Regions from separate parts of the Homo sapiens genome. Here all the other regions are linked to region 2. The links are chromatin contacts, found by Hi-C or POLR2A ChIA-PET in ENCODE. All regions are on one chromosome and are shown on one strand. Each heading gives the region's core, a stretch centred on a gene start or an enhancer-like site at or near the end of the contact. The rest is flanking DNA. Distances are from core to core; before and after follow the strand shown.

Evidence for each region. Hi-C counts contacts between places; a loop is a spot of excess contacts on that map. ChIA-PET counts read pairs that join two places held with the same protein, here RNA polymerase II (POLR2A). Pooled maps may share reads with other maps.
Region 1: a map of CD8-positive, alpha-beta T cell shows a loop between it and region 2 (10-fold over the local background). The contact joins the promoter of NUCKS1 here to the promoter of PFKFB2 in region 2. A Hi-C loop is called at or near these places in 1 of 168 maps with a recorded cell type or tissue (CD8-positive, alpha-beta T cell) and 7 of 50 pooled maps. POLR2A ChIA-PET finds 5 or more read pairs at or near these places in 1 of 52 experiments (PC-9).
Region 3: a loop to region 2 is called in a map of ascending aorta, with 5 times the contacts of the local background. The contact joins the enhancer-like site here to the promoter of PFKFB2 in region 2. A Hi-C loop is called at or near these places in 1 of 168 maps with a recorded cell type or tissue (ascending aorta). POLR2A ChIA-PET finds 5 or more read pairs at or near these places in 1 of 52 experiments (activated naive CD4-positive, alpha-beta T cell).

What each region holds. Positions count from the first base shown.
Region 1 is chr1:205,748,777-205,751,759 of GRCh38, reverse strand. It overlaps NUCKS1 (nuclear casein kinase and cyclin dependent kinase substrate 1), which reads left to right and starts at 1,578. Exons shown (of 7, transcript NM_022731.5): 1 at 1,578-1,803. The coding sequence starts at 1,787. RefSeq lists an enhancer at 1,135-1,384 and a silencer at 1,805-2,404.
Region 2 is chr1:207,051,546-207,054,766 of GRCh38, reverse strand. PFKFB2 (6-phosphofructo-2-kinase/fructose-2,6-biphosphatase 2) reads right to left here and starts at 1,492. Exons shown (of 15, transcript NM_006212.2): 1 at 1,401-1,492; 2 at 1-66. The coding sequence starts at 49. It also overlaps a transcript of YOD1 not described here. RefSeq lists an enhancer at 1,562-2,201.
Region 3 is chr1:208,201,827-208,205,035 of GRCh38, reverse strand. The region is part of intron 3 of PLXNA2 (plexin A2); the gene reads left to right. Among named protein-coding and RNA genes, the nearest start is that of PLXNA2, 41 kb to the left of the region's middle. Within about 2 kb of position 1,780, at least 22 of the 41 ENCODE cell types and tissues checked have a DNase peak (open chromatin) inside an H3K27ac peak, as active enhancers do; they include ascending aorta, where a contact is called at or near this core.

The DNA of each region.
Region 1 (2,983 bases), core at 329-2,828, 1.3 Mb after region 2:
AATTAAAAATAAAAATAAGAGGGACAGAGGGTGGAATGACATGGAAGAGACAAAAGATATTAATTTGTTTAATGCTTCACTGGTGGACTGTGCTATTCTCTTCTTTTTGGGAAGCCAGATTTTACAAAGGGAGACTTTCAGGAGGCAGATGTGGTGTGTTTTTTGTTGTTGTTGTTTGGAAAGTGTATCTTCAATTGGTTGTTAACTGACTGCTCATTGGAGACTTCTGCCAGATGCGCCCAGATCATTAGTCCGTTTGAATCATCACGTCTTCCAGGCCCCACCCTACTCTCTGATAGGCCCCACCTTCACCGTGGGGTCCTGTTAGTCAAGATGCTCTGAGAGCGCACAGCCACCAAACAAAAATGATCGCTTTGACTGTGACAGGGATTGACGTCTATTTTCGATAGCAGACTCAGCCTTAGCCATTCACATAGGAATCCTGAGCTCTGCCTTTGAGAGTATTAGGCATCCAACAAATGCTCACGGATTTAAGTGAAATGATGTGCGTTACTTTCAGTTATATGACTTCGAAGAGTCTTTGTTTTGTTTTTCAAAGTGCAAGGGTAAATCAATAGAATTCATAGGGTCTTGAGCCAGCTCCACCCATCTCTACCCAGGGACGGAATCATCTTTTAAAACTTGGATTTAACACTTACGTAGCACTTACTGTGAGCCAGAGACTATCCTAAAGACTTTTGATAGATATATCAACTCATTTAATACTAATAAGCCTATGCAGTTAGGTACCCTTGTTTCCCATTTTACAGATGAGAAAACTGAGGCACAGAGAAGGAAAGTTATACCACCATTAAGTAGTGGACCTGGGATTCCACCTGAAATACCTTGTGGCCCCTGAGCTCATGCTCTTAGTTATTGTACACCTGACTCTTTTCTTAAAATAGTAATGCACCAGACTGGGACTTTAATGACCCTGAAGTGGATCTCAAGGTCCAGAATGGAGAATGGTAATTGGGGGTGAAGATATTCCTTGATTATGATCCTGCCTCTCTACTCCAGCAGCCTCATTTGGTCCCTGAGGGTTAATGCCGAAGCCAGGGTAAGGGGCTTGTAGGTTTAAGGTCAAATTTTTTGAACCTAAGGAATTTCCCTCCAATTCTGTAGCAGCCCCGCAGTGACGAATCTGCTGCCTCTCCCACGGGTTTTGCTATTAGAGGATTTTCAAGGTGATCAAGGCAGACGAGATGAAACACCATTAAACTAACACTGAGCAACGCTGAACCCTACATAAATCTTTTTTTCTAGTCTTTCTAAGATACGACCCCAGACGAATCTGCAACTCTGGAGTGGAAACCAGGGGGCGGGCTAAGCAGCGACCATTTTTGTTTTGCGGCCGTGCGCTCTCAGAGCATCTTGACTAACAGGACCCCCACGGTGAAGGTGGAGCCTATCAGAGAGCAGGGCGGGGCCTGGAAGACGTGATGATTCAAACGGACTAATGATCTGGGCGCATCTGGCAGAAGTCTCCAATGAGCAGGCGTGTTGGGGAGGAGCGCACAAACCCTAGTGGGTTTGGTTGCACGGCGGCTTTGGCGCATTTTCGGCTGGTTTGATTCATCCATTTTGAAGAGACGGGGGAGCGGGGGGCTCGTCTGTTCCAGGAGCCCTGAACCAAAGAGCAGCGGAGTTTGAGAAGCCAGCAGCTCGGGGTTCGGCAGCAGCGGTCCCATCGGCTGAAGTTCGGGGGGGGTGGGGCGCCGAGCGCGCGGGGTGGGGGGGGTCCTGGTCTTTGGCTTCTCGACTCGGTCCTGTTTCGACAGCGAACATGTCGCGGCCTGTCAGGTCAGTGCGGAGTCTGAGGCCTGGAGCGGGTTGGAGGGGGATGGGGGCGAGTGGTGAAAAGAGTGGGGGACAGAAGGCTAGAGTCCGCCATCCCCGGTGCCGCGCGCGGCCTCCTCCCTTTCGGGGCCCGCGCGCACCCTTGAGCGTGGGGGGCCCTGCTGGCGCGCGGGGGTGGTGGCTGCGCGCCCGTGCGCGCGCCCCTCCCCGCCCCGCGCCGCTGCAGGGCTCCGGTCTGCTCAGCTGCCTCCCCCACCCACCGCACTAGAGCGGGCGGGGTGTCCCTGAGCCGCCAGCGGCCGGAGGGGGAGGGGTGTGAAGTCAGCGCCCCCAAGAGGCCCCACCTCCTCGGGGCCGTCCCCTTGGAGCCAGCGCGGGGAGGCGGGCGGACTCGAGCTCCACTCCCCACCTTCAGCGAGGAGGGGCGGAGGCACCCGTATTGCCCCTTCCCCCAGCGACTGGCGCGGGGGTGGGGGCCCTGAGCCCTCTCTGTAGCGGACGGGGGTGTTCCTGGCAAAGGGGGAGGGGCAGCACTGCCAACCGGCCCCGCCTCTGTCCTTCGGGGTCGCTGCAGGCCCCGCCTCCCGGATCGGGCCGAGCGTGGGCGGGACCCGTTTTTTTCCCCCCGGGCAAAAGTGAGAGTTCGGGACTGGATCCTGGAAAATAATGGGCTGCTGCCTCTCTCCCCACCTCAGAGTTTTGAGAGAGTTAACCCCAAAGTTCGCTCTTTCTCTCCGACTAGAAATGTCCTTCCTCGGGGAAATGTCCGTACTCAGGGAGGTGCGGGTTAACAGCACGGCCCAAATCCCGTGTGGTTCTCGTTCCACTCTCACCCGCGTACGCGTCTCGGGATATTTTTGTAACCCTCTTGTCCCCGAGTGACTTTAGTAATAAAAGGGCTAGGTTCGGGTAACCATCAGACTTCATTCTCGGAATTTCAACAAGTTTGCTATTCCCCCAGCTGTCGGTGGAATCGTCCTATGCCATTCTCCAGGCTATTGTATGGAATGTGCCATTTATGGAGGGGTGTGGTTTAGTCCAATCTGTTGAGGCCTTAAAAAGGAGAGCTGTTGCAAATAAATATTTTTAATGTAAGGAATTGGCTTCTTTGCATAGTGTGTTTTCTAAATAAATAGATAAAGGCTTAGTTTTTAAATGTTTTAACAGTCGTTGCTTCCCCTTC
Region 2 (3,221 bases), core at 243-2,742:
TGGTTTCATAGCTGTTGTTGTTCTGTTCTGAGGAAGATGCCCCAGACATGGCAGCTCTTCAGATGTCTGAAACAGAGAAGTAGAATGTAAAAAAGGGAAGGGGAAGAAAGAAGACATAACTTAAAAAAAGTCAGTGCATTGGATCCGTGTGGTATAAGTAAAAACACCCTGGGCCAAGAGGCAGGTTCAGTCCTGTTTCTCCCAGTTAGCAGCTACTTCTCTAGCCCTCTGTTTCCTCACCTATAAAAAGAGTTGCACTAGAACCTTACATTTATCTTCTGACTTACGAGTCTACATTTACAGACGTTATCTTCTTCAGTCCTAACAATAATCTTGTAATTAGGCAGATTTTGCCACCATTATTTCTTCTCATTTTACAGATTGAAAATTTGAGATTCATCGAATTAAGTGTCCTGCTCAAGGTTTCATGACCTCAGATTCTAGTTTTAAGAATCTGGGCAGAGTAGTGGCAGCAGTTGGGGTGGGGTGGGTTATGTATAGACGAAGTACATTACCAGGAAATTAACTCCAATCTAACGGTAGGACTCAGTTTTGCAAACAGTGAGGCCGGGCACGGTGGCTCACTCCTGGAATTCCAACACTTGGGGAGGCTGAGGCGGGCGGATCAAGAGGTCAAGAGATAGAGACCATCCTGGCCAACATGGTGAAACCTCGTCTCTACTAAAAATACAAAAATTAGCCGGGCCTGGTGGTGCGCGCCTGTAGTCCCAGCTACTCGGGAGGCTGAGGCAGGAGAATCGCTTGAACCCGGGAGGCGGAGGTTGCAGTGAGCCAAGATCCCGCCACTGCACTCCAGCCTAGCGACAGAGCGAGACTCTGTCAAAAAAAAAAAAAAAAAAAATGAAAAATGAAAAAGAAAGAAAGAAAAGAAAAAAGTGAGGGACGTGGGAAAATCTCGAACATATTCCCTGAAGGAAAAACAGTAACTGGACCCCAAGACAGCCCTAGCACGTCGTCATTTCTCCTCTAGTGCATTCTCAAGCCCTGCTCCGCACCCTCTCCCTAGTTACCCCCGGGACTCAGTCTAAAGAACGCCGGAGCGCTGAGGTGGTAAATGACTTCCCCAAGGTCACCTCAGGAAGAGGGGTAAGCCCTGATTCAAACTGGAGTGGGAAAGTCCTGAGCTCATGCCCCCAATTCAGACAACAGGGGGCTGGTGAGGACGGAAGATCCTGCGCCTTCAAGAGCCTTACACGATTCCTTTACTGACCACACAAATCCTCCAACCCAAACACAGACTGTGGCTCCCGGTCCCAGAACGTCCGCGCTGCCTGCCATGCCTGGGGACCAGCACCTCTCCCCGCACTTCATCCGGGGGCACGCAGCCCCCACATCCCGCCCCGCTAGACCCTACCCGGGGCTGCGCAGCTGTGGCTCACCCTACGATCTCTCCTAAGATCCCTCCCTGCCTTGGCCCCGGCGCCTGCCCTGTAACGCGACCGAACCGAGCCGACAGCTTGTGGCCGGGACCGGCGCTACAGTCGCCGGCAAATCATGTGAGCCCGTCTGGCCCCGCCCCCTCGCGCGTAGGTCCTCACCTGGAGAGAATCATCCACCAATCGGGCGCCTGCAGGACCCAGGGGGCGGGGCAGGGTCGCAATCGCCTAACTGGCTCGGGAAGGCGGCTGGAAGTCGGAACCAGAGAGATCACAAGCTCCTGAGTTTCCCAGCGCCGAGGAGCCTGGTGGCACTGTTGCTTGGTAACTAATAGGGCTGGGGGCGGTGTTAATAAAAAGCTTGACTTTTTTCTGACTCTCGCGAGAGTAGACTATTCGGTAGGCGTCTTGAGAGCGGGTGTGCCGGGTGACGAGAAAATGCTGCAAAGATTAACGCTCTCATTCCTGAATCCCAGCAGAACCTCATTAGATCCATAAATGGGAACGTAAGCTTTAAAGATGTTTTTGCTAGAATAAACTACCACAACACTTGAGCTAATTATGCCTTAGGGTGTATACATACCCGGCTCCACAGGTCAGACGCTGTGACCTAAGAAAATCAACCACTCTCATCGTTGAACCAGAAGCTTCCCTGGACCCACCCATACACCCCATTGGAGTTTTTTTTGTTTTGGTTTGGTTTGGTTTTTGTTTTTTGAGATGGAGTTTTGCTCTTGTTGCCCAGGCTGGAGTGCAATGGCACGACCTTGGCACCGCAACTTTTGCCTCCCGTGTTCAAGCGATTCTCCTGCCTCCCAGTATCTAGAATTAAAGGCATGGACCACCACGCCCAGCTAATTTTGTATTTTTAGTAGAGACGGGGTTTCTCCATATTGATGAGGCTGGTCTCGAACTTCTGACCTCGGGTGATTCACCCGCCTCGGCCTCCCAAAGTGCTGGGATTACAGGTGTGAGCCACTGCGCCCGGCCACCCCGGTGGACTTCTAACCACTCCTACCTTCCCTCCTACCTACCCCCTAACCCAGGCTGTATCATCCGTTGCAGTCGTCTTGAAGAACCAAGGAGGAAAATTGCACCAGCAAAAAAAAATTGAGTCATGAAAGATGTGAAAAGATGGAAACATTACATATAATTTATTCAGAAGCAAAGTCTTTTACAGTGGAGGTGAGTTTGCACCAAGTGAACTACACTTTTCATAGTTGCCCCAGCGGGCCCGTTTGATGCTTGATAAACCCACTCTTGGCAAGTGGGACTTGCTGTCTGAATCCCGGCTGGATAAAGAACAATGAGTATGGATTTCTTGGAAAAGAGAGATATAAATTCAGGGATGTCTTTATTCCTCCTTCGCCTGGGAATTAAACTAATTCTTCCAAAAGTTCAAACAGTTATCTCCTCTTTAAGGCTTTTTACAACTCCCAGAGTGCTCTAGTTGCCCTCTCTATGTCTATACAACTCTGTCTTTATTCATTCAGCCAGTATTTGTTGAACACTTTTTATTTGCGAGGCACAGTCCTGGGTTCTAGGCATACACGTTTGAAAAGGTACAGATAATCTAGCATTATCACGTTGCTTTGAAATTCAGTGGCTGTGTGTCTCACACCCCACCCTGTCTCCCAACTGCAATGAATACTTGTTACAATGAAGGCAGGAATGAAGTCTTCATATTTGTATGCCCAGGAACTGAACTGGAATCTGATGACACGCGTTACACGACTCCTCCTTACACTGCCACCACCTGAATGAGGCAGCTGCCCTGGGCCCAGATGCTGACCTCATACTGTGCTTTCTGAAGTGGCAAATAGA
Region 3 (3,209 bases), core at 531-3,030, 1.1 Mb before region 2:
CTCAACCCAGGTTTCACATCCCTGCAGGGCTCCTCACAGAAGCTGGGGGGTAGTGTTTTGCCGAGGCTCTCTAGCCTCTTAGTCCCAGGGACCTTAAACAGCAGCAGATGCTGCTGGCTCTCTTTTCCATCCCCACCAGAAACCTCTTCTGCTGCTCAAGCATTGTGACATGTCCTTTATTCTGTCCCTTCAACCACTATGCATGGCACCCTCCTAGACCCCACAGCATCTGGCAAGGGAGCAGCTGTTAAGGTGTCTACCTCCCTTGAGATTCACAGATCTTTGAGGGCAGGGGCCTTCCTTTTCACATTCATCACGCCATCCCCACTGCCAGATACACATTAGGTGCTCATGAAAGTGATCTCAAATGTATTGGGTGCCTATTCTATGCCAGACATCTATTTGTACGAATTGAAATAGAATCAGACACCAACGGTGACTCCTGTTGATGTGGTTGGTTGCGAAGGAAGGAAGGTATGATGTGTTGGGTAGGTCAGTGAGGGGAGGAGGAGGGTTGGCGTGGCAGTGGCATGAGGAGTCAAGGAAACAGGACAACTTCTGGTGGGTAACAGGAAAGGAGTTTGTTTTCTGGTTAACAACATCTGGAAGAGGGTGGGGTGGTAATCTCAGAAATGTTGGCTGGAGGAAGGGGACAGCATTTACACTGTTGCCTGGAGGGCCCCAGAATAGTACAGACAGCCATCTGCTTCACCTGGATCAGATGCAGGCTTGTGTATAACAGGGGAAGCAGGAAAGAATGCCCAGGGAACCACTGCTTCCCCCACCAGTCTCTGTATGACTCTTGGGATGTTTTTGCAAATCCTCAGAGACTTTCCAAGCTCTGGGGAGGGCCCCGGCCTATTCTGGCACTACCTTCTTTCCCATTAGCTAATGGTGGCTGCTGAAATGCCTGTGAAATTCTTAAAGGAAAATTCTTTCTGCCTTTCCCTAAGGGACATACCAACCCAAGGTCTCCAGTCCCCAGCCCACAGGAAGCCCTGACGTCCCAATTCTATTCTTCTCTTTGTAATCGCACAAACGATTTACTAAGCAAAGCCAGGAAAACTGTGAGCTTCTTGCAGTAGCAGCTTAGGCATTGGAAAGAATCCATCAGGAGCACCAAAGTATTAACTCTCCTCAGCCCTGGGGTTATTACTCAGTTATTTGATAACACTGACTGTTTACAAGATACGTTTCCGTGGTTCTTTTCATCTTCCTCAAATACTTCAACTGAGGGTGCTGATCGCCCCTGCATCTTTACCCCATTTTACAGATGTAGGAAACTGAGCTGTAGCTATACTAAATGTCTTGCCCAAGGTTATATGCTCACCCCCACCCTCCAATGCCAATATTGACATTGGCATTTAGACTTTCTCCCCAAACACACTAACCTGTTACTTGGCTCCTCTCGTGGGGTGGAGTTGCCTTGGCGGATGGAAGGCCAAGTTGGATGAAAAGCTGAGAAACATGCCTTTCTCTCTGTGCCAGCCCCACCAAACAATAGCCACTCATTCCTCTGAGTGGAAATGATTCACTTGTCTCTCAGTATGAACCCTTGATTGAGTAAACAGCCGGAGCTGCAGGTCCACATCTAAGAGACTTAGTGGCTCTCCTGGGACCTGAGACCGCCCATCTGATACCCTAACTCGCCCAGGCGTCTCAGCAATGCTGGACACTGGGGTGGTGGGGAGTAGAGACCCTCTCCCCTTCCCCAGAGCCTGCATGGAAGGGGTGGGGTGGTGGTTCAGGGAGCTCACCACCACATCCCTAGTAATGAGTTTGGCTCCCTGCCCGGGCTCCCGCCGCCAAGCTCGCTGTTTGTTTTGTTGTTCTATAGGCCTCTTGGGTCCCCAGAACTGGTCTTCTGAAAGCTGGGAAAGGCTGCATTTGGTTGGCACAAGAAAGGGGCATATTTACAGAATGTCCCACTCCCACCCGTCTTGACACACACACTCTGGCCAGCACATCTCCTTGCTTGACCATGGCAGGTGTAGACAGGAGATGTCGGCTCTGTCCAGATCCCCAGCAGACCCCAGGGAAGGAGGTCCTGATCTCCCAGAGTCATTCTGAAAGGGGAGAAACTAAAGACTCATTTATTTTTTGTACTTTTTGTGTAGTTTCTAATATACTTCAATCTTGGACAATTCTTGTATGAGGCCTCAGGCTGTGTATTCAGCTGGCTGTTTTGCAGTCTTAAGGTTGAGCTCCTGCAGCTCGGGGCTTTATTGCCAAGCAGGTGAAACACAGAGAACTGTGTTTTATGGATGGGTGGGATGGGCGTAATGATTCAAGCTCACAGAATACAGGTGACCTAAATAGGCTATGCAAAATTTTCAAGAGGCCAAGGTGCTGGTGTTTACAGAGGTCTTATCTTTAGGAAAATACAGACCCTTTTACACCATTAAGCCTTGCCTGTCTGTGGATTTTGTACATGGACCTGGATCTCTGAGTCGGAAGGGACTTACAAAGACCACCTGGTCCACTCTCCTGCCTTCGGGTAGGGACCAATTTGCATAACAAAGAGTATAGGGGCTTTGGAGAGATCCAGTCCTGACTCCATCCTACTAGCTGTGTGACCTCTGAGCTTTAATTTCCTCAATGTAAAATGAGGACAGTTCTGGTACCGGCATCATAAGATTACAGTAAGGATTAAATGACATAATTCATTATTGAACTGATATTTATTGAATATGTACTGTGTGCCAGGAGCTTGGTATAAAGCAGTAGAAAATAAAACTGTCAAAAATGGCTGCCCTGGCCAGGTATGGTGGCTCACACCTGTAATCCCAGCACTTTAGGAGGCCGAGGCGGGCTGATCACCTGAGGTCAGGAGTTCGAGACCAGCCTGGCCAACATGATGAAACCCCATCTCTACTAAAAATACAAAAATTAGCCGGGCATGGCGGCATTGTGCCTGTAATCCCAGCTACTCAGGAGGCCAAGGTGGGGGAATTGCTTGAACCTAGGAGGCAGAGGTTGCAGTGAGCTGAGATTGCACCACTGCATTCCAAGCTGGGGGACACAGAGAGACTCCATCTCAAAAAGAAAAAAAAAAAAAAAAATTCTTGCCCTGATGGAAATTATCTGAATGTGGGAAGTCAGACAAACAAAGTAAGTAATCACAATATATATTATGTTTAGTGGGTGATAAGTGCTAAGGAAAAAATAGATCATAAAGAAATAATTCATGGAAGGGATGGAGTGCAGAG